3 separate regions of the Mus musculus genome follow, and regions 1 and 2 are each linked to region 3. A link is a loop called in an ENCODE intact Hi-C map of the cell type or tissue named here. Cell type or tissue: left cerebral cortex. All regions are shown on one strand. Links, peaks and the distances in the headings refer to the core of each region. The heading gives the core; the rest is flanking DNA.

Evidence for each region. A loop is a pair of places that touch in the nucleus more often than their neighbours do. Peaks named below come from ENCODE experiments on the same cell type or tissue, not always from the same donor. Only the 100,000 strongest peaks of a DNase experiment are listed, where the experiment ranks them.
Region 1: it touches region 3 in a loop (4-fold over the local background); 30 of 42 quality-filtered maps call a loop at or near these places.
Region 2: a loop joins it to region 3, with 7 times the contacts of the local background. A loop is called at or near these places in 30 of 42 quality-filtered maps.

What each region holds. Positions count from the first base shown.
Region 1 is chr6:91,750,107-91,757,422 of GRCm38, forward strand. Slc6a6 (solute carrier family 6 (neurotransmitter transporter, taurine), member 6) reads left to right here. Exons shown (of 15, transcript NM_009320.4): 13 at 167-267; 14 at 2,181-2,351; 15 at 4,808-7,316. The coding sequence ends at 4,951. Among named protein-coding and RNA genes, the nearest start is that of Gm44981, 32 kb to the left of the region's middle. In left cerebral cortex, for the core only: no CTCF peak of the experiment used is centred there; DNase peaks (open chromatin) are centred at 3,619, 3,850 and 4,225; H3K27ac peaks cover 2,353 bases.
Region 2 is chr6:91,737,297-91,744,612 of GRCm38, forward strand. Slc6a6 (solute carrier family 6 (neurotransmitter transporter, taurine), member 6) reads left to right here. Exons shown (of 15, transcript NM_009320.4): 7 at 2,581-2,715; 8 at 3,653-3,756; 9 at 3,882-4,006. Among named protein-coding and RNA genes, the nearest start is that of Gm44981, 19 kb to the left of the region's middle. In left cerebral cortex, for the core only: CTCF peaks have their summits at 4,060 (motif pointing left) and 4,259; a DNase peak (open chromatin) is centred at 4,021; H3K27ac peaks cover 1,026 bases.
Region 3 is chr6:91,522,881-91,530,196 of GRCm38, forward strand. No RefSeq gene overlaps it. Among named protein-coding and RNA genes, the nearest start is that of Lsm3, 11 kb to the left of the region's middle. In left cerebral cortex, for the core only: a CTCF peak has its summit at 4,551 (motif pointing right); DNase peaks (open chromatin) are centred at 3,954 and 4,552.

The sequences.
Region 1 (7,316 bases), core at 1,363-6,362, 230 kb after region 3:
TCCAGCAAAATGCAGGTACCCAGCTGCACTGAATGTCACATGGCCGTGCTTGGTGTGGAGACATAGGCCCGGTGGTTGAGATGGTGACCCCAGCTGCGTTGTTTCCTGGTGCTATTCTGGCTTTGACCACCATGTCACCGGGGACCCCCACTGCTATCTCTTGTAGGCGGTGATAACTTATATGACGGTATTGAGGACATGATTGGCTATCGGCCTGGGCCCTGGATGAAGTACAGCTGGGCTGTCATCACTCCAGCTCTTTGTGTTGTAAGTCTCACCTGAGCGTGACATTTTCACCTTGTGATCTCTTGCATTCTGTGGGCTCTGGTAAAGCCAGCTTCAGCTATACCTGGGACAGTGGGGGCAGTTTGCTTTATGTTGCCTTGGTTGCATAGGGTTTTGTAGGACCAATAGGAGTTTGTGAAGAAGAGGAAGCAGGAAGGGCAGTGTCAGGCTGCTGTCCTCTGCCTGCCACCTTGGAGCTGGCTTTGCTGCTTGCATGTTACCTTCTCTGAGACTCTGCTTGTGAGTACCATCGAGCTTTTGCAGCAGAGCCTGGCCAACACCCTAGGGATCTTCATGTGTGGGCGTTCTCCCTGTACTGCTGTTCCTGGTCAGCATCTTGGGGAGTCCAGATGTTCGTTGCTTTAAAATCAGTGCTTAGTGATTAACAGGTCCCCTCTCCTGTGACCTCTACTCCCAGGCTAGACCAAGTGACATGCTGATTGACTCCTCTGTCTAGGCCTCAGTCTTTTCACCTCACCTTGTCACCTCTGTGACAAGGATACCCTGATGTGAGACCTCAGTGCAGGTGACAGGGTTTAGAATCTGATGAGTCTGATTGTGGCTCTCGGCACACATATCTCTCAACAAAGTCAAGAGACTGCAAAACAGCAACTGGAGGCTCAACCCAGGTAGGGTTGCAGTCAGCTGGGCACAGGCCCGTAAGCCTGTCCTTGTTCACACCAGGCTTGTGCCTGGGGTCCCTCTCACACTAACCTCCGATTTCCTATCCTCTAGACCAGTGGTAGTCTGCACTCTGGTGGCAGAATGAGGCCCTCTGCTGGAAAGTCTAGGTAGAGGCCAGAGTCACCCACCTCTGGGGCTCACTTTTACGGAAGCTGAAGCTGTTTAGGCAGAAAGCAACAGAGAAGGGTAGGCTCTGTGGGCCACCTGTCCCCACCATGCACCACTATCACCCATCAGACCTGGTTTTAGGCAGTGAGTAGTGGATTGGTTTTGCCATGGCACTCCCTGGGTTGCCTCATTTTTTTGAGAAGGATACAGAGGGCAGTTCTTCCAGAGTCAGAGCGCCTCCTCTCAAAGGCAAAGGTAGACTCTGCACAGCTTTAGGGTTCAGGACTCACCCCACCATTCTCTTCAGGACCAAGGCCAGGTCTGCATCCTGTCACTGGGACCAGACCAGTGTGACAAGAGATAATGGCATTTAGGCCGCTGGCTGCCCCGCTCTCATCCATGCTTTTGGCATTTATTGTGCACCTGCTGTGTATGTCTAGAACCACATCTGGTGTTAAAAGAGAGGTGCTCTAGAGTGGTGGTTCTTAGCCATCGCCCCACCGCTTTTCACTGGGGTTGTCTGAGACCACTGGAGAACACAGACTTTTACACGATCAGTCATAATAATACCACGATTACAGTTGTGAAGTAACAACAAAAATTATTTCATGGCTGGGGGTCACCACAACACGAGGAACTGTACTAAAGGGTTGCAGTATCAGGAAGGTTGAGAACCACTGCTCCAGAGGGAGGGGAACAGCCGAACTCTGGGTATCAGAGCCACATCGCTTCTGAAGGGAAAAGCTGGGGTCTGGGTAGGTAAGGCCAGCGCACTGGAGTGGACGTCGGGTGAAAAGATGAAGGAAAAAGGATGGGCAGGAGGAAGTGGCCTTTGTTAAGGCCCTGGGCACATTCGAAAGAGCTGGAAAGAACCCCGAGGGGTGGGGGTAGATAAAGAAGGGTGGGGTCGGCTACGAGCTGACCTGGGGAGCCAGGGGAGGGTGAGCAGGTGACTGGGTCAGATTTGCCTTGGAAAGATCCATAAGGCACCATGCCACCCCATCTCCATAGTAAGGATAGAGGAGAGGCCCTGCCCCAGATAAAGTCCACACTGCTCTCAAATGCCTACGGGCCCTCTGACTGCTTGCCCCGTCTCTCCACAGGGATGTTTCGTCTTCTCGCTTGTCAAGTATGTACCCCTGACCTACAACAAAGTGTACCGGTACCCGGATTGGGCAATTGGGCTGGGCTGGGGCCTGGCCCTTTCCTCCATGCTGTGTATCCCCTTGGTCATTGTCATCCTCCTCTGCCGGACGGAGGGACCGCTCCGCGTGGTGAGCACGGGGCATGGGCCATGCGAGATGGAGGACAGACAGTGTCGGTTTCTGTGTGAAGTTAGGCAGGATTCTCGCCCTCTCTGAATCCCAGGGTTTCTCTCACCCCATGAAAGGCCTGAGAGCCAAGGCAGGAAGGAGTACGCTGTGGGCAGACAGACAGGTGCCATTCACGTTGGAGAAGGCTTTGTGGTGACATTTAAAGGGGGCCATGAACTTAAGAGGAATGTGCCCAATATAGTGTGAGGTAGAGTGTGGTCCTGGTGTGGGGTACAGAGGGTCAGTCAGTAGGCTAGAGAGGGGACAGAGGCCTCACGTGCCAAGTTAGAGGCTGTGGGAAATCTCTGTTCTGAGTCAGGGTAGGAGATAAATTCTGGAGAGGAAGCCCGGCACTGCCCAACCATGCCACTCTCTGCTGGGGTGTGCCGCCACGTCTGCCCTGCTCCCAACCTCTGTGACTGCCTGATTCCTCACGGCGACCCTTCCCTTTCCCCCAGCCTCCTTAGGAATTCTTCCCACAATGTGGGAGCCTCCAGGCCTGGCAGTCCCCTGCTCTTTCCGCGAAATCCCTTTCTCAGAATCTACTTTAACCTTTGCCCCCCCTGGGCCAGCTCCAAGGCCCCACCGTTTTATTTTGGGCTGTTTTTATTCTCTTACAAAAAGAATCTGGAGCCAGGATGTCCTGGGGCCCTGGCTCCCCCTTGAGCTGGCCCAGGCTTCCTCCTGTGGAGGGGGCTGTGTTGGCTGGGAGAGGAGTGGAGACCAGGAAGGAGCCAGGGCATCACAGCTTCCCCAGAGGGTAGAGGAGTGGGGATGGGACGCCACCATTAAGCTGGAGTCAAAGCAGCCACCTCTGTTGTTGGTGCTGAAACAGTCAGCTCCAGACACACAGGTAACTGCAGGGCCTGCTCTGAGCCAACTCCGGTCACCTTCAAAGGTTATTAGTACCCAGACGTGAGTTAGTTGGCCTTTGCAGGGGTGTTTAGAGGTGTGTTCTGGTTACAGGGTCTCTGAAAACCTGAATGTTTTTGTTGTGGTGGTGGTGACGATGGTTGTTACTTTGGTTTTTGTGACAGTATCTAAATCTATAGACCAAGCTGACCTAGAACTCACTCAAGTCCAAGTTGGCCTCAAACCTCCCTAGTGCCAGAGTTATGGGTAGAAGCCCCACTGCCTGTCTTAAAGCCCCATTTTAAGAGGTTGGTTTGGCCTGCGTGCGCAGATTTGTTCAGAGTGAGCTGCTGGGGGAGGCAGGAGCAGCTGGCATGGATGTCTCCCCACAGCTAGAAAGAGCCACAGCCCCGCTGGCAGCACAAGCTATCCTGGTACCCTCCTAATCGTGAGGTAGCAAGGGGCATATCAAGTTCTCCAACCCAATCAGGGTTCCAGACCAGGCTGTGCCTCCCAGCAGACAGCATGGTGGCTGCCAGTGTGGGTACGATTTCCCACTTTTGCATTTGGAGCGCAGTGTTCCAATGTAAGGGGGGGCGGGTTGAAAGCATGCAGGCAGCAGGCTAGGTCGGTGGGTAAGGAGGAGCCTACCTGCTCAAAGCAGCGCAGGTGTTTGTGGGAGGGGCATGGCCTGCGGTTACCAGGTCTTGTGTTTGTTTTCCCCCCACTCCTAGAGAATGTGGAAATGTGGATTCTCCAAGTGAGATGATGTCTTTTTTAAATAAGCCGCTTCTCCCAGGTCCTTTGACGGTGCCAGGGAGAACACCAGGCCTGGCCCATGCAGGCTTAAAGCAGCTCTCCCGCTTGTAATTTGCCATGGTTGGATGTAAATACCTAGAAGGGCCTTTTGTTCCCTTCTTTTCTTTTTTTAAACTGCTGGCCCGTTTCAGTCTGAGCAGACACCCGGCAGGAAGTGGGCAGGAGGCAGAGGTGGGAGCCAAGTTCCACTCCCACTCTGCTGGGGACTTCCTAGCACAGGGCTCTTCCCTCCCTAGCTCCAGGATCAGTCACCACACTGAGAAGCCGAGGCTCTATGGCTAGAGTGAGAATTCTCCTGTAGTCTCCTATCTGAAAGGGCAGGCTCTTCCCCGCAGTGGGCTCCTAGGCCCATCCCTTCAGGAGATGGAGCTTCTTGAGGAACTGTCTCCTGAAGGGAGACCAAGGAGTACAAATTTCTTCTTGGGGGCGGGGTCTGGAAAAGAGGAAGGATTAGGTCAGTTTTCCAACTCTAAGACATACTGTAGAAGCAGAAAGTCAGAGAAACCCGGGAGAATAAACCATGGGGAGATAGGACTCAACTCCTCAGGGGAAAGAAATCTGCCTGTGGAGGTCATGTGTGTACCCTGTCTGTAAGCAAGAATACAGGGGTTGGCTGGGGGGATCACTCCATTTAGAAAAGATCCATAAAAGGGCCAGAAAGGGTGGCAGATGCCTGGGATGTTCTAGAGGTGGGTGGGAAGGACCCTCCGTAATCCACTCCTGATCTGCTCCTCTTTCTTCCACAGAGAATCAAATACCTGATAACCCCCAGGGAGCCCAACCGCTGGGCTGTGGAGCGTGAAGGGGCCACACCCTTTCACTCCCGAGTAACCCTCATGAACGGCGCACTCATGAAACCCAGTCACGTCATTGTGGAGACCATGATGTGAGGTCCGGGCCATGTGACAGGCGCCGCTTTCCTGCTGTTTACTAACGTTAGATTCTCATAGGACCAGGTTTACAGAGCTTTATATTTGTACTAGGATTTTTTTTTTTAATTGTCACAGAAAATGTTACTCTATGTGTGTGTGTATGTGTATCGTGTATGTCTGTATATGTGTGTTTTGTTTTGTTTGGGGGATATTTTGTACAAAAAGAAAACCCATAGGCCTACGTCCTGGGGAAGAGGATGGACTTTCATATTGATTTCCATGTATTTTGTGGGAACTTGGTAAATTTTTCTTTGTATTTTTTTTAACATATAACTATATATACTTAGAGTCTGTCATACACTTTGCCACTTGAATTGGTCTTGCCAGCAATGGATCTCGTTTTTCAAAAGCAATTCTTCGGTGCTTATATAGCTGGCAGAAAGTTCTGCCCAAAAACAAATGAAAAAAGAGAAAAAAAAAAAAAACCTGAATGCTGGGTGGAATTTTCCTATGATAGTGGATACATCTTCAAGAACGGTGTAGTCCCTTCTGAGCTGGTTCAGGAGGAAGAACACAGCTGAGGAGAGGGAGCCCCCCCCCCCCACTAGCTGAACAGACCTGAGGGGCAGGAGAGAGCAGGGCTATGGACCCTCAGCCAACAAGAAAGATGCCAAAATACTGGCCCACCCTCAGCATGAATGATAGATCTCAGAGCAGCTGAAGCGGTTGTACCAGGGCCAAACGCCTGCCCTCTTACTTGGAAGAAGACATGGGTGGTAGTCAGTGGGACTGGCTGAACCACCATGGGTATTACAGGCAGGGATGGGACGTCTGAATGTCTGGTGAGGATGTGGCTCAGGTCTGGGAGCCTGCCTCTGCAGGCGTAGGCCGAATCCCTGTCCTTTCTTGAACACTCAGTATGGCTGCCCGAAGCCAGGCCACAGGAGCTGCTGGGGCTTCAGAGTGGGGGTCACACTCAGGAAGTGTCTGCGGTATTTGAGTGGAGTCATGGTGGGTGGTGACCAGAGTATTCCCCAAGCAGAATGTATTTTGGTGAGGGCCCGGGGTGAGGGAGGCCAGTGGACCAAATGATATTAGCAGCTCAGGAGGGTGAGTGTACCCCAGGCTGGCAAGTGTACCCCAGGAGGGCACTATTCTTCCTTGCCTCTTGACAAACTCTTGTGAAAGTTACCACCCCAGAACCATCCAGCAGCTCCCAGCAAGGAGTGCTCCAAGTGGCTGTAGACCCTGGATCTTAAAGGATCTGAGTTCCAGTACAGAGCCAGCTTGGTAGTGACCTCAGATGATTTCCAAGCCACTGCATTGGCTGTTGGACAGGCGTTTGCCCCCAGGGGACGGCAGAGGGAAGGCGAAGGGAAGTTTCGGTCAGTTGAAGCTATCTCCACAGAAGTGAGGTCAGTACTCCAGAGCTGCCCAATGTCAGCTTCTGAACCAGGAGAGGGCACTACACCTTCACCCCAGCCTCCACTGGGCCCAACTGTGCCATCCTGAACTTCTTTGACAAATGTACACATTTTTTCCTGTCTCCAAAGCAATGTACTCTGCCAAGTGACCCTCTAATCCTCTTCCAGTGGCTGTTGACTCAGCCACCCATGATTGTACTGTGTTCCTGTTGTCCTGTGTATTTCTGGTTGCTCTCGTGTTATTTTGAGTGTTTGGAGTTCTCCTTCCCCGATTTTACCGACTTGTAATGTACCCTGGTTTTCTTTCGTTCAACGGAACCTTAAAAGTAACCACTGTGGGTGACTGAAAGACAGGTGAAGTGTAAGGGAGAGGGGGGCTCGTCCAGCTGTGGCAGTGTCTGTGGTCATGCCCGTCTACCCTACCCCTAACCCCCACCGGGCACGCCCCTCTGGCGAGCCTTCAGTATTTTGGGTTGGCAGACAAATGGCACCATTCTGGAAATGGCCTGAGAAAGGCTTTTTTTAATCATTCCCAGATCGAATTCTAGACCAAAGACACAGCGGGCCAAGTCCCCAGGCCCTGCCTGGATTTGGAAGGCCAGCCGCCTCCCGAGCCCACTCCCCAGCAGTGTCCCCTCACCTGTCTTCAGTGGCCCCCACTCTCACCCCGCCCCTGCCCCTGATGACCCTTATTGTGATGCTTGTCTTTTCACGTCTGCATGTAAGTAACATTTTGAAGTAGAGCTCGTGACTCTGGTCCGCCTGCCTCCTGGAGAGAGGGCTAAGCTGTTCACCAACCAGCCCTTGCCTGGAACAGGCCAGATCCTGTCCTGCCTGTCAGATGGAGACAGGAAGCAAGGGACATTGCCTGGTTTAGATGAGGACATTAGGTGGGCCCAGGAGACCCTGGGAGATGTTATTTGGTCCTAAGAGTGATGTGACCTCCCAAATGGAGGGTC
Region 2 (7,316 bases), core at 1,363-6,362, 210 kb after region 3:
GTTTTGTCAGAAACAAAGCAGAATGGGGCAGACAGGGCTAGTTCTGGGTTTGGACCCAGCTCTGTCCATTATAAATGGAATGACTTTACAAAACCTCTTACCTTGCTCAGCCTCAGTTTCCCCTGGTGTAATGTAATCGAATGAGCTTGCTGGTCAGGCCATCTGCTCCCAAGTAAAGCTAAGTAGCAGGAGACCGGAAGCCAGGTCCCTCTTGCAAACCCACTAACCTCCAGAGGACCAGGGATGAGGTGCCCCCTAAGCCTCCATTTTCCACAAGGCCTCTGGCCCTGTTCTGAAGGATCAGCAACAGGAGTGGAAAAATACCACGTCCCACAGCAAGGCCTACTGGGCCACAGTCAGGGGCCCAAGGTGGCGCCTGGCACCAGCCTCTCCCTAGAGGATCCCGAGGGACAGTCACGGAAAAGTTGAGAGAATGGTTCTCGGGCTCATCCAAGGAGTAGCAAAGGCTACAAAACAAGGGTAGCTTTTTCTAGAGAGACGGCTGGGTAGGTGTGATGGGGAGGTGGCAGCAACAGTAACACTCCCAAAGATAGGGGAGCCCCAAAAGTACTTGGCCTAGATTAGATCCTACCTCTGAACACCTACTTCTAACTGGGGACTCCAGACAGGTGACATGACGGCTGGTATGGCCTGTTTGCTCACAAGGGAAGGGACATGTTGTAATGGCTCATCCAGGTATGGTAAGTATTAAGTAAGTTCATAGCACATAGTAGGCTTATTGAAGAGGCAAGCCAGGGAGCCCTCCCCACCCCAGTGAGCCCACCAGTGCTTCTGGCCACAGTCCACTGACTCTGAAGTGTTTGTAGCCCTCTGGGGAACCCCGTGGCGTGCCTTTCTATGGTCATTGTTTACCAGTTTGGGTGTGGCTTTGCAGGGCCTCAGAGAGGGGACCTGGCCAGGGGTGCCTGCCTGCCTAGCCACAGGAAGGGAGGGGACAGGAGGATTTTCTTTCTTTTATACTTTTAGTGGCTTCCTGATTGGCCTTTGTCCCGGGTGTCTGTCAGACCATCACGGGAAAAGAAGCGAGGGTGGCTGGGGACACAGAGGCCCAGAGAAAGAAAAAAGGCATCCAGGGGAGGGGTAGCAGGCAGGAGAGGGCCCTCCTTTAAGCCCTGCCACCACCTTCTGGGCTGTTTCCAAACACTCCCTGAAGACCTCGGTAGAGGGTGAGATCAGAGTTCCCCCTGGAAGCGGCAGCCACAGTTGCCAACTGGGAGGTAGGATAGATGAGCGGTAAACTCCAGCTGACCCTCTGGGCCAGTCCATCTCCTTATCTTAGCCTCAGAGCTGGGAACCTAAGCCTATCTAGTCCACGTCTCTCCCCTAAAAGTGGGGAAGGGTAGTGATAGTACCAGCCATTGTGCTTGAGTTCCTCTCCAAGGGGCTTGACCTCCTAGAAAGTATGGCCTCCCTCAGGCCTTCTACCCATGGTAAAGGCCAACTACCCTGCAGTGGGGTGGCTAAACAGCTCATAGGACCAGGCAAAGGGCATTATTACCCATCTCTTCCTCATCCCAACCCTAGCCACACAGCGTGACCCCATGGGTCTCCTGTAAGCTGGGAACCTGCTGGGTCTTTCCCATTCTGGGCATGACCTTAGGGAAGTTCCTGCCTACCTCTCAAGTCACTGTCAAGCAGGCTGTATGTCTTGACAGTCATCGGCTGGGCTCTGACCGTGCCGATGCTCACCCATCTTCCCCTGGATAAGGGCTGCTGTGACTCTTGTCCTCATTGTATATGAGAAGAAACCCAGAGAGAGTGACCAACATGGCCTGCATCTCAGAGTTGGAGCTGACCCCTTGTCTCACTCTGTATCCCCAGGCAGGCCTTGAACACATCTGCCTCAGCCTCCTGGGTGCTAGGATTACAGATGTGCACCTATACCTGCTTCTGTCTTTTTTTTTTTTTTTTAAATATGTGTAGGTATGTTGCCTAAATATTATGTGTGCCTGGTGTCAGAGATGACCAGAGATGTCAGGTCCTTTGCAACTGGAATTTCAACTGGGTCTAAGCTGCCACGTGGATGCTGGGAATCAATCTTGGGTCCTTTGCAAAAGCAGCCAGTCCTCTCAGCCACGTGTCATCTCTCGAGCCCTTTCTTTACTCCCAACCCCCCCACCGACCCCTGTGTTATACTGATAGTTGTCATGCTAGCCGATATGTGCTGAGTGCCATGTGACCACGGGCTGAGTCGTTGCCTAGGGTCCCTGATAGTTGACTCAGTCTGTATGTTTGTATTTTTGCATAATCTCTTCAAAGGGTGGGCATGCTTTCTGTCTTGCCTGCTTTGTTAAATTCTGAGCCTGAATGGGCTATGTGAATTATCCACAGGATTTTTTTTTAAATCTATAAGAGAGACCCTTATGTCATATTTAAGGAAAGTGGCAGAGGCTCAGGGGTCGCACAACACACTAAAGACGGCACGGCAAGTGAGACCAATATGTCTCTAGGGTCCTTGCTGCACCCAGGGCAAGCACGTGCCTCTGAGAGAAGAGGATGGCCCACACTTCATTGCAGCAAGGACACTCACAAGTCTACCCGATGCCTTCTCGACAACAGGTTGTCTACTTCACCGCTACTTTCCCGTTTGCCATGCTTCTGGTGCTGCTGGTCCGTGGACTGACCCTGCCAGGTGCTGGTGAAGGCATCAAATTCTACCTGTACCCTGACATCAGCCGCCTTGGGGACCCACAGGTACAGCAGGGTGTGGTACCTCATCCCAAGACCCTGTATAAACCGGTGGTGCACACAGGGTACAGATGGCAGTGTTTTCTCTGGCTCTTTGATGCCCATGTGTAGCCAACCATTACTGCCTGGTACTTCTCTCCTGGGCCAGTAGTGGCTCACAGTCCTTCTGAGCTACAGAGCCTGCCTCAGGCAATCACTCCTTGCTAAGGCGAGGAGGGGCCCCTGTTCCAGCCACATCAGGACCAGAGACTCAATGTTTAGGATACCATCCTCAGATAGGATCAATGGTGCTCTGAAGGTTAAGGGGGTCAAATTGTAAGTCCCCCTGTCTCAGCACATAGCTGAAGAGTGTTAGAGTTGGTGAAACCCCTGGAGGCTTTTGTGTGTCTTTTGAGACCTTTGTCCCAGGCTCCCAAGCCCCTGGGAAGCAGTTGAAAATTGGAGCAGAGCAGGGTTGGTGGCCAGCCTGAGCTGTAAGCTGGGAAGGTAGGCTTGCTGCCTTCCAGAGCTATAAGCTACAGTCCCTAGAGAAGTAAAGAATGCCTTGTGTTCTAACTTAGGTCTCAGACTAAGCCATCACAGCCGTCAAAGCTGCCTTGGTGTGCTTGATGTGGACCGTGGCAACTTAGCAATAGACTCAGAGAAGACTGCTCTTTACTGAGTGTGGAAAGTTGTTTGCAGGGGCAGGGTAGGCTAGGGGCCCATTCTGTAGATATGAAAAGCAAGGTTTCAGGAGTGGTACTGGTCACTCCAGAGTTAGAGGCCTTAACTGATGCAGGAAGAAGAGGGTCTTCCTCTGGGGTTCTAGATCTGCCCTCTGGGGTTCTAGATCTGCCCTCTGGGGTTCTAGATCTGCCTCTGGGGTTCCTTGCAGCTCGCCTGTGTAGACATTGTCATGGTTAATCACCCCAGGCAACCACCCTAATGCTCTTCCCCTCTTCAGGTGTGGATCGACGCTGGAACTCAGATATTCTTTTCCTACGCAATCTGCCTGGGGGCCATGACCTCACTGGGAAGCTATAACAAGTACAAGTATAACTCGTACAGGCAAGTGTCGCGCTGGCGGGCCCGGTGGACGTTAGAAATGATGATTAAAGAAAAAAAAAGAGAAGTAGGGAGCGTGGCTTCCTTGTGTTGTGATTAACTTACCCCCTGACGTGTGTGTAACTTAGGGACTGTATGCTGCTGGGATGCCTGAACAGTGGTACCAGTTTTGTGTCTGGCTTCGCAATTTTTTCCATCCTGGGCTTCATGGCACAAGAGCAAGGGGTGGACATTGCTGATGTGGCTGAGTCAGGTACGGTGGTGTCGGTGGCAGTGGTGGTGGGCACTGCCACCTAGTGTGTAAGATGAGTACTGCAGGCATGGAGCCAGACCCCAGGGGGATGGAGGGAGCCTGGCTTTTACATAGACATCCCCTCTCCCCCCAAGATGTGCTCCCATACCTGAGTACAAAGGCTACAGTTAAAGGTCCTCAGTGCATTCTGGCCCACTGAAGGTGGGAGGAGCAAGGGCGGTTGAGATGAAACTTGGTGGCTGTTTTAGTTGTGGTCTTCCAGCCCCCAACACTTCCCCAGCATCCGCTGGCTTTAGCCATGGAAGTTGGTTTTCTAATAAGGCTCAGGTCAGCCACAGCTAGCACACCAATCACCAGCGCTGCTGACATCTCAGCCTTGGTTTCTGTGGTTTGCATTTGGCACCTGGCGGGCTCCAGTGCCAAGCCGATCCACTCTTGAGTCCTTCCTGTCTATGTTCCAAACCTCACCCCTCCCAGCCTCCACCACAGTCACCAGGAGCGAGAGGGCAGGGGAGAAACATCACTCAGAGCCCACGACAGAGCCGATTTGGGAGTAGGATATGAGGACACTGTTGCCTTTGGGGAGTTGGGGCCCTGTTGGCCCCATGTTGCTACTCAAGATGCTAACATTCACAGAATGGATGGTCGATCTTAGGGTCAGGGGCTCTTCCTTAGCAACATGGGATCCAGAACTCCAGCAAAGAAGGTTCTGGAACATGGTCTTGACTCCTACTACCTCATCACGGTTTTTTAGGGGTCTGGGCTCTAGTCGCCCTGTAGTGGATGGGGTTCTGGGGTGGATATCACCAGGGGCCACCTCCTCACCCCATTCTCTTGCAGGGTGGTCAGGTGTTATCCAACCTAATTACTCTGGGGCTTCTAGAGGCTGCCAAGAGCCATGGGTTGGGTCTTCCTTCAGGCCACATGGATGGGTGAGATAGGGAAGACTGTCCTTCATTATTCTAGGTGTTTTTTTACAGACCAGGGCAGGTACCCTAAGTCCCTGCCATTCTCTTCCCTCGATCTCCTTATATTTGAAACTTAAGGTCATGTCTCAGTTCTCTGATCCTGAGCCTTGGTATTGGAAGGTCAGAGGGTACCTTGATACTTTGTGTCTAGATCATCTAGATATTCATGTCTCAGCGGAGATCAGGTTGCCTTGGTATTGGAAGGTCAGAGGGTACCTTGATACTTTGTGTCTAGATCATTTAGATATTCATGTCTCAGCTGAGGGCAGGCTAGGCTCATAGGCAATGTATCTGGATGCCGAGTCTCCACCCACTACACGTCTGGAGAGCCATCCAATGTGGCCATTTCACTGGATCCTCTGACCTCAGGGACCTCAGAGACTATTCATCCTCTGTCAGCTGCTGGGCCATAACGCAGCCCCTCCTCCAGTGTGAACAGCACACTGTGCACACATATCTATTTCACTGTGTCCCAGTTGGACACTCAGAAGAACTATTTACCCATTCTCAGAAGCTCCAAAGGCAGGGAAGGGCCTGAGGGCACAGGACCTCAATCACAGCCTCTTGTGTTGGAAGTTGTTTAGCAAGGGGCCCAGCACCTCTTCCAGACCCTCTACAAATGTCGATATCCCCCACTTACACATGCAAAGTGATTCCAAAGCCGTTACGGGGTTCCACTAAAAACACAGAGGAAACTTGTTATGGGAGAAAGATGGGGTTCACCAAAGAGATCTCTGTGCACAATGGGCATGTTCACACCGTGCATGTAGTCAGTCCGAGTGGCTTCTTTTCTTTTATCCACTTCAAAGACCTCGTCCACGCTCCTTCCCCACAGTGATGTGTAAGCAGCCAGCACAGCAAGAGGGATGGTGACTCTAAGATTTTTTTGGCAAGCACCATAACAAAGAAAAGTGCATTTGAACAAGGGTATTGCACAACCAAGGGAAGCCCAGGCAGAACATGGCGTGCTTCACTCGGGGCATCCCAGCAGTCTAAGTATTCTCGGCTTCTACTCGCTCAAGTTTACTGTGGTTGTAGAGGAGGGTGCTTGGCCCCTCTCCTGAGGCTGGTTTGAGAAAATCTAAAATGAAGGACAGAAAGAAGTGAATTGACTCTGTTCACAGTGCCTGGTGCGGAGGGTTGGGGGTACACCACCTTTTACATCTGTCTTGTAGTTGGCTAGTCCTGATTGCTCATTCTTGAGGTGGACAAGGCAGGTCCAGAGCTTTGAACTTCAGGGGGAGCCGAATGCTTTTGGTTCTAACTTGAGCCCAAGTATATGTTTCATGATGTCCCCGGTGGGAGGTGCATGTTCTGAGCCCCCTGCTCTCAATCTTGCTCATCCAAGCAGCTTTCAGCTTGGTAAGCAGCCGCACCTGTTCCCCTCACAGAATCTTCTAGTATCACCTTCTAGCAAAACTCAGCGGCTGCCCCAGGTCGTTGTTTCAGTAGGGTTTCTCATTTCTCAGGCTGAGCAGACCTCATTGTAAGACTTCTCCTCCCCCGCCACAGTTGGGGTTGTTGATGCTTTACTAAGTGAATTTTTTTTTTTCAAAATTGGTTTGTTTTTGTGGATTCTCCCCCCCCCCCCCCCCCCCGCCTCCTTCTTAAGCCATTCATCCAGTTTTGATGATTGTTTAATGTTTGCTTTAAAGTGTAAAACATCTCCCGCAGTTTGGCCCATATTTCTTCTTGATTGGTTTGTTTTGTTTCTAGTAGTGGATTTTACTTTAGTTTGTCAGCCCTCTTGTGGGCCCAGTCCCAGCTAGCTAATCTCTCCCAGGAGTCTGTTTGGTGGTGGTGGAGGAGGGGGGCGTTGTAAGCAGGAGATGTTTGTGTTCAAATGACCCTGTGAGAGGCACTCAGAGTGGGCGGAGCTCTTGTCCCCTTTGCCTCTGAGTCTGGCCAGAGCCCTTTTCTGGGCAGTGGTATCCACTTCCAAGAATCTGAACATGAGGATCCTGGGACTACGACCCTCAGATCTCAGGGGAAACTGATGTCCCCCAAAACATATAGAGGAAGTGGTGGATGAGGACTGAGATGTGGCTAGTCTCCTGGGCCTCGGCACCTTCCTTCAGTGCCAGGCCTGACTGTTTTTACCTTGCCTTGTGTGAACTTGGGTCCTGTAGGGGACAGAGGCCCCCATAGGCATGTCCTTGAAGAGCCATTTACCCTGTGGGGCATCTGAATGCTTTTTTTTTTCTCTTTCCATTCAGTGTTTTAGCCATTAACTCAAAAACAGAAACGGTTCTTTGCAAAAGAGGGTTTTATGGATCAGATAACCACAACTTTCCTTCCAGCCAATGTCAATGTGCCACTTTGGTGTGTAAGGGGAGGGTCCT
Region 3 (7,316 bases), core at 1,533-6,532:
CAACCTACTGGGTAAATGCAAAACATGACTTGTGTGACTCTGAAGAAACTGTCTTCCAGTCCTGGCTCATAGGCCGCCAGTGACAAGGACATGGGGAGTCTGAGCAGGAAGCAGTGAAAGCAAAGCTACTTCCATTCCGGCTTCAGCCAGCCTACGCTTCACATAGAATCACAAGAACACAGGGCCAACACTTGGTGGTTACCCTGTTGTGAAATAGAGAAAATAGAGCAAGGGCTGTGGCCCTCAGCCTGGATGTGTTAGGGCCGTGGTCCCCAGCACCACAAAAAGAAAACTGTAGACAAGCCACACTGGGGGACATGTCTATAAATGTGCTGAGTTCGCTAATCCAGTCAAGTGCAGTTTGCTCATGTGCTCTGAGCCGACATTGTGTTGAAGAGTCTCTGTTTTCATTATTGTACCTGTTCCTACAAGTTAGAGAAGAGAAAAACAAGTGTGGCTGAGCTGATAGAAGTTTGGTCTTCAGTGAGTAGGTGGGGCAGAACCCTCCCTTGGCCCTGACCACCCTGACACTGTCCTTAGGCTTTAGCTGTGCTGGGTGATGTCCTGTTCACTGTGGGAAACATAGGACTGGGGATTTTGACTGTGTCAAGTAGTCATTCCTTGAGATCCCCTTCCTGAGTAGACAGCTTAGCCAAATTCTAGCAGCAATGGCCCTCACTAACTCACCGACTAGCATGCCTCTGGCAAAGCCTCTATCATAGTCCTCAGAAGTCCCACAGTCTTAAAAGGAGCAAACGGGTTTGTAAGGTTGGCAGCTTCTTCAGGTTTGGGACTCAAGCAGACCTCCTGCCGCTGACCCCCATACCAGGGCTACCACTATTGGTTTGAAGTGGTACTGTCTAGGCCTTACGGCAAAGGGTTCCTAGCAAGGATGTCTTAGACTTATGGTCAGAGAACACTCAGCTGGATATGCCATGCTTGCTGGAATTAGTAAGAGTGGTTTCTGTAGCACACCGTCTGTGATGGTTACAATATGGACTGTCCGCCAAAGCCTCGGGTGTTTCAGTGCTTGGCCCCCGGCTGGTGCTGCTGTTTGGGAAGCTATGAAACCTTTATGGGGTAATTGAGGGGTGACCTTAAGGTTTTATATTTATAGTCCAACCCTGCATCCTGTTCTGTCTGCTTCCTGACCCCCCAGATGTAAACAAGTGCACCATGCTCCTGCCATCACAGCTGAGCCCCCCCCCCCCACAGTGCCTTCCCTACTTGAGTAATGTACCCTCAAAGTGTAAGCCAAAGTAAACCCTTCTGTAAGTTGCTTCTTGTCAACTAGATGGGCATAGCAAATGCCACACCTTCATTCCTGGGTTGGTTATTTCATGAAAGAGATAATTCGGAATGGTGATTGCTTCTCACAAAGACCAAGCTATATTTGCAGTGTGCTTTATTTGAAATCCAAGTAACTTGACTAATGTTAATCTATAATCATTAGCTACAAGTGACAGTTTTAAGCAGTAAATTTCAAAGATCTGCCCCAATACGAGGTATCAGCCATATTTCCCATGACCTCTAATTTACTCTTCAGGGGTAATACTCGGCCATTGCTGTCCCATCCTGTGAGCAGCTACTAGCAGTGAGCAAAGCTTACCTGTGATGAACACACACACACCACTGGAAACGAAGAAGCCATCCTGGCTTGCCCCAAACGCAGAGAATTTCTGTTGTTTAAGGAAAGTAAGCACTGTGGGTAGCCCTGTCACTTGGCTCTTTATTGAGCTCAGGGCAAGCACTTCCCTATGGCAGATTCAAACATCTTGTGCTCAACCGTAGGCTGTTCATCCAGCTGTGAGAATGGAGGCTTCAGTGAGCCGGGCCTGAGCAGGATGCTCCCCACCTCTCTCATTGGCAGCCAAAATGAGACACTGCCAGAGGCAAAGAAGGCCTGTTCTATAGATAAGTCAGTTATAAGTTGCTGAAATTAGTAGTGACAGATTTCTTGGGACACACCTCAGGCTATTGCTGTGAAATCTCATCAGAAGCTCTGGAGCCTCTCAAGAAATCAAGGTGGGCAAAGCTTAGGCTTGTTCAGTAACAGACTGGGCAGCATGGTGGCAGCAGGACCCGGGGAGTGGGGGGTGGTGGGGAGGAGGGTACCTGTAGAGTCCTGCTGCAGCACTGGGTCGGGTTCCTAAGCCAGATATAGGTATTGGCTCCTCTGCTTCTGAGAACTTAGAGTTGAACACAGTCCCATCAGACAAGTGACTGCTTGTTTTCACAACCCCAGGCTGAGGCCTGGCCAACAGCTTGTCCTCCAGCAATGCTGAATGGGTGAAGATTAAATGATACCGGGCCTGCAGTGCTATGCTGTGCATTGCAGGCAGAAGGGGCCAGTGGTACTTTGGAGAGGCAAGCTGTGGACATCATTCTTCAATACTGGGGTCCCCACAACTCAGCAAGGCTTACCTCCTTTCACCCCTCAGCCATCTTCTGCCACCATGTGCCTGAGACTACCAGCAGGCGCCAGCTGCGGGCACCTAGCCAGGCATCAGTTTACATGGAAAACACCAAGAAATGAGGACTACAAGGCCCGATGTTTTCAACTCCTGCAGGCCTGTTGCTCCACTCAAACAGAGCATGTCGATTCTTATTTTCTTGGCTGAAGTTTAAGTTTCATGGGTGTGGATACAGCATGCCCCACTGTGGTTTCTGATATTGATTACCCCTGAGGGATTCTTTTCTTGGTATTCTTCCCATCCACTTCCTGTGCCATGGACATCCAGGGTGAGGTGTTGCCAGGAGCCCCCCAGTTGTCCTTTGTGGGTTGGGAAAGTTCCCACAGTTGCAAGGGGATCTTGCAGTATCATGGAGCCAGATAACCAAGCTACAAAGCACAGCTGTGCCATGTGCCAGCTAAGCAGATGAAGTGCCCTAAGGTCAGCTGTGAGGACTAACGAGTGTCTACATGAGCAGCCCAGGAATTGTCCCCAGGTTGGAAGCAGCACAGAGAGGTCATGAGCAGTGGACAGAAGTCACTCCTTTAAGCTGCCTTAGTCCAGCTGCTCTACGCCGTCTCCCTAAGTCGTTTTCAGGGCAACCTGGCTTTGAAATATTTTGATTTGTCCAGTTAAAATGTACTTTGCAAGGGCTGAGAAAATAGCTCAGTGTTTTTTTGCCAAGCGGACATGAGGATCTAAGGTCAGATCCTAGCACCCATGTGAAAAGCAAGGTATGTCGGAACGAACCTGCAAAGCCAGCCCTGGAAGGTCAGCAGAGCTTGCTGGCTAGCTAGTTTTGCTGAGACAGTAAGCCTCAGGTTCAGTGAGAGACCCTGTCTCAAAAAATAAGGTGGAGAATGATAAAACATAAACCTCTGACCTCTCCAAGCAAGCACACACACACACACACACACACACACACGTGAACACATACTCCACACCAGAGAGGAACAAAGATGTTTACCATGTGCCAGGATCTGCAACAGGACCAACTAAGGGCCTGAAGCAAGGAAGGGAGGGAGAAGGAGGCAGAGCATCTTAAGGGAGTCTGTCTCTCAGGATGATAGGCTCTGTGAGGATCTGTCAGAGCAGTGAGGATCCCTCACCACCACTACCACCCTGGCTGAAGGTCAGCAAAGAGGCCAGTGCTAGAGAATTCTGCGTCTAGTTGGGCATTCAACAAAGTGAGAAAGCCTGACTTCACTCAGTACTTTGATCTCACAGTGGGAATACAAAGACCTAGGGAGTGGAAGAGACCTGCCTAGGTCACAGCACCCAACAAATAGCACTCTGAAATGGAACCAGGGCACTGTGGGGCTCAGCTGCAGCAGGGCTGTTCACACAGCTCCGCAGCCCCTGAATAGAGTGTATAGTCTGAGGGCTGTGGTCCCTTCAGATCACATGCCAGCCACCTCCCCTCCTTTTCCCCTTTGGTAGGATTCTTCCTTCTGAGTGAGCAGCTGCTGTTGGGCTAAATGAGACCCAGTCTTCCGTCCGTGCTCGCTATGGAGTAAATGCCTCCTGGAGAAAGCAGAGGTGGGTAACAAACCTGCCAGTCTTGACTCTGTCACCAACACGCTTTGTGGCTTTTGGCAAGCTTCCCCCCATTCCTGGGTCTCACTTGCTCACACAAGGGGAAATGAAGAGTACTTCTAAGAGAATTCACCTAAACTTGTATGTCTTTTTTTTTTTCCTTCCTCAATTAAATGTATTTTTAGCTGGTACATAAAAGCTAAACACTGGAGCTTGGCATTGTGGTGGATAACTGTAATCTCAGCAGTCAAGGGGCTGAGGATTACAAGTTCTAGGCCAGCCAAGGGCTATGAATCAAGATCTTAATCTCAATAGACAAGCACATAAAATAGGCACACATAAGTAAACAGGTACACATTGGGTGGGATCTTAGTGAATATAAATGTTTATCTCCAAACATGTATTTTAGAATAATTAAATTTAGTTTATTTCTGGTGAAAACTTAAAATCTTTTCTTGTTGCTTGTGAAGCACACAGCCATCACCACAACCTACTATGTAGCATACCAGGTCTGTTGCTCTTATTCAAGTTTCCAGGATCAGTCAAGAGCTTGTTTTGACACTAGAGGGTGCTACACTCTTCACTATTCCCTTTCAGTTTGTCTCGGTTCATTGTCAACATATTAGATGGCAAACTGTGCCATTTAATTCCTTAAATGCAAACTATGTGAAAATCCAACCGTGCTTCCAGAAGCACAGGACAGACAACATCACATGCTCCACAGCCCCAGGAGACCGTTTTCAGGCAAAGTATCCTAACAGTGGCGGCTCCTGTGATGCTGAGCTGGAACCATCCACAAGAGCACACACAGTCTAGGCAAGATGGTTTCCCCAGCACTCTGGTCCTGGGTGTATCTCGCTGGTGGAGCTGAGCTTTGTGGGGCAGGGAGTTCAAGGCCAGACTTTGCCATCTTACTGAGCAGATTCTTGTTCCTGCTGTCAGCCTGAATGTCCTCATTTGTGCTGTCCTCCCAACCTAAGGGCACTTTGTTATTGATTCAACAGGTTTAGAGAGATTGAAAGATACCCGAGAGCCATCATTTGTATTACAAGGTAAGGATACAGATGAGGAGACAAGAAACCTTGCATTTACAACTAGCTGAACACTAGACTCAGTCCCTTCAATCCAGTTTCTTCCTTCATAAGATAGGAGCTAGCCAAGTGCTTTGTTACTGAACTGCGCCCAGCCCTCACTGATGTCTTCTTCTCTTTTTCCTTTACAGCTTTTCCAGGCCTAGAACCACTAGAAACTAGGTTGGATCCAAGGCAGTTGTGCTTAGGGTTTGGGGATTGGCAGAGTTCTCCCTTGCAGGGTCCTCCGTCTTTCCCTCTTTGGTTCCCAGCAATGCTTTTCTCATCTCAGTTGTCAGGTGTGAGAGAAACAAGCAGAACCAGCCTCATGACCAAGGTCACCTAACAACATCACAAGACGATGACATCACCATCAGCTCTGGCCCAGAGCTCAAATAACGGAGGGAAAGGGCAGGTCATCCTCACGGCAGGGTGACAGAGCTGGTGCCAGGCCTCTGCCAACTATCAGGGCCCAGGAGTGTTGCTGAAAGCTACCCAGGAGCAGCTCATCCCTGCCTCCGCTCAGCCAGCGCTCTCACATGCTCAGAACAGTAGAGTCTCACCAACAGGGGTCCCCACCCCCACCTTTTCCTAGAAGCAAGGTTAGCAACTGCCAGAGTCAAAATAGATGTGGAGAGAATTGTGTGGCAACACTCGGGTTTAGTTCAAGCACACTGGATTGCACGATATCCTTAGAGGGCAGAGCCATTGCAGGAGGGATCAAAGCAGCCGGCCTTGCTCTTCGGGCTGATGTTTCTGCCATGCTGCATGTCAAACAATCATGTCTTTGGAGCCCAGATGCCCTGCTTTGTAGGTAAGCCACGTGTAGAACTTCATGTAAGGAATCATTCTGTCAAAGTAAATAGTTGTCCCAAACTATTTATTTCATGTGCTCTGGTGGCCTGCACCTGTATTCTCACAATACACACAAACACACATACACACACACCATTTTACCAATGTGCACATACATATATACACACACAGCATAAGATAAAATGTACCATCTTAACAATGTATAAGTAGAAGCACTCACATTGTTGTGAATGACTGAAGATGTCCCCTACCTGCCAAGTCCCTGTTCCACAACACAGTACTTTATTACTTTGTCTAGACTTCTTTTTCAAAGGTTTCAAATCCATGGGCAGTATTCAAAATATGAGAAGAAAGCTGTGGCGTGTAAAAGGAACTTTTATTTACCTGTACTAATTGTTGTCTCCAAGGCCTACTGCCTCAATCTGCTAACCTAGGCCTAATCCTAGAAGCTTCTAGCAACCATACAATCTTAGCTAGGCCTAGAATGTCTCAGCTTCTGAAACTTACTGCTGAACAAATTCACTGTTTCTATTTCTTTTTGAGCTCTGGCTGACTGGTTCAACTCAGCTGTTCTGGCTCAAACTCCTCTCCAAGCTGACTGATTGAATCTGGCTTCTCTTGGTCTCTGACTGAATTGCCCTACTCGGCCTCAAACTAACTCTAGCAATCTGTTCTAATCTTCTGGCTCCTTCTCATTCTCTGGCTCATTCTGTCTTTACCTTCTCATTCTCACTTTCAAATATGGGTGCTTCCTTCTACAAACTAACTTTCTCTTCGTTGTTTAGAATTAAAGGTGTGTACTAAGATCGAGCCACACTACAACTAGAAACGGGTTTTTCCAGTGAACAAAACAATCTCAGGGTTCACACTGTGATCAAATATCCTGCAACAGTGGAGCACCTTCATCCTTCATCACAGCCGCACATCGCTAGGGAGAATCCAAGATTGGTAAAAAGATAGCTGGCCTCGGATTGACTGGAGTAAAGACTCTCCAGACAGAAGGCCCAGCTTGCTGCCGACCCCCAGGCTCCCCAGACCACTGGAGCAGCATTCAGATACATGGCCCATCTCACCCACCTCTTACCCCACCTGCCTTTCTCACCTTCCTCTCCTCCTTCAAACCAAACCCACTGGCTGCTTTGCTATTCCTCACACAGGTCAGGCTCAGTGCCTCCTAAGTCCCTTCCCACTGGACCCTCCCTCCCCTTAGAATCATCTCCAGTTGTGCTGAGCAACAGCCCCACTTGCCAAGTTCATAAAATTCTTGATGATCAAAATATCCTACACCAACTAAGTCACAGTTTCTAGAGCCTTCTGGGTTGATATTTAAACACAAACAAACAAAAGAGTAAAACATCTCCTCTAAGAAGTCTAGTGTGTAGCCGCTTTCAGAGCCAATGTCTGGATGAGTGTTTTTCAAAATGCAATCTCAGGTCAGTAG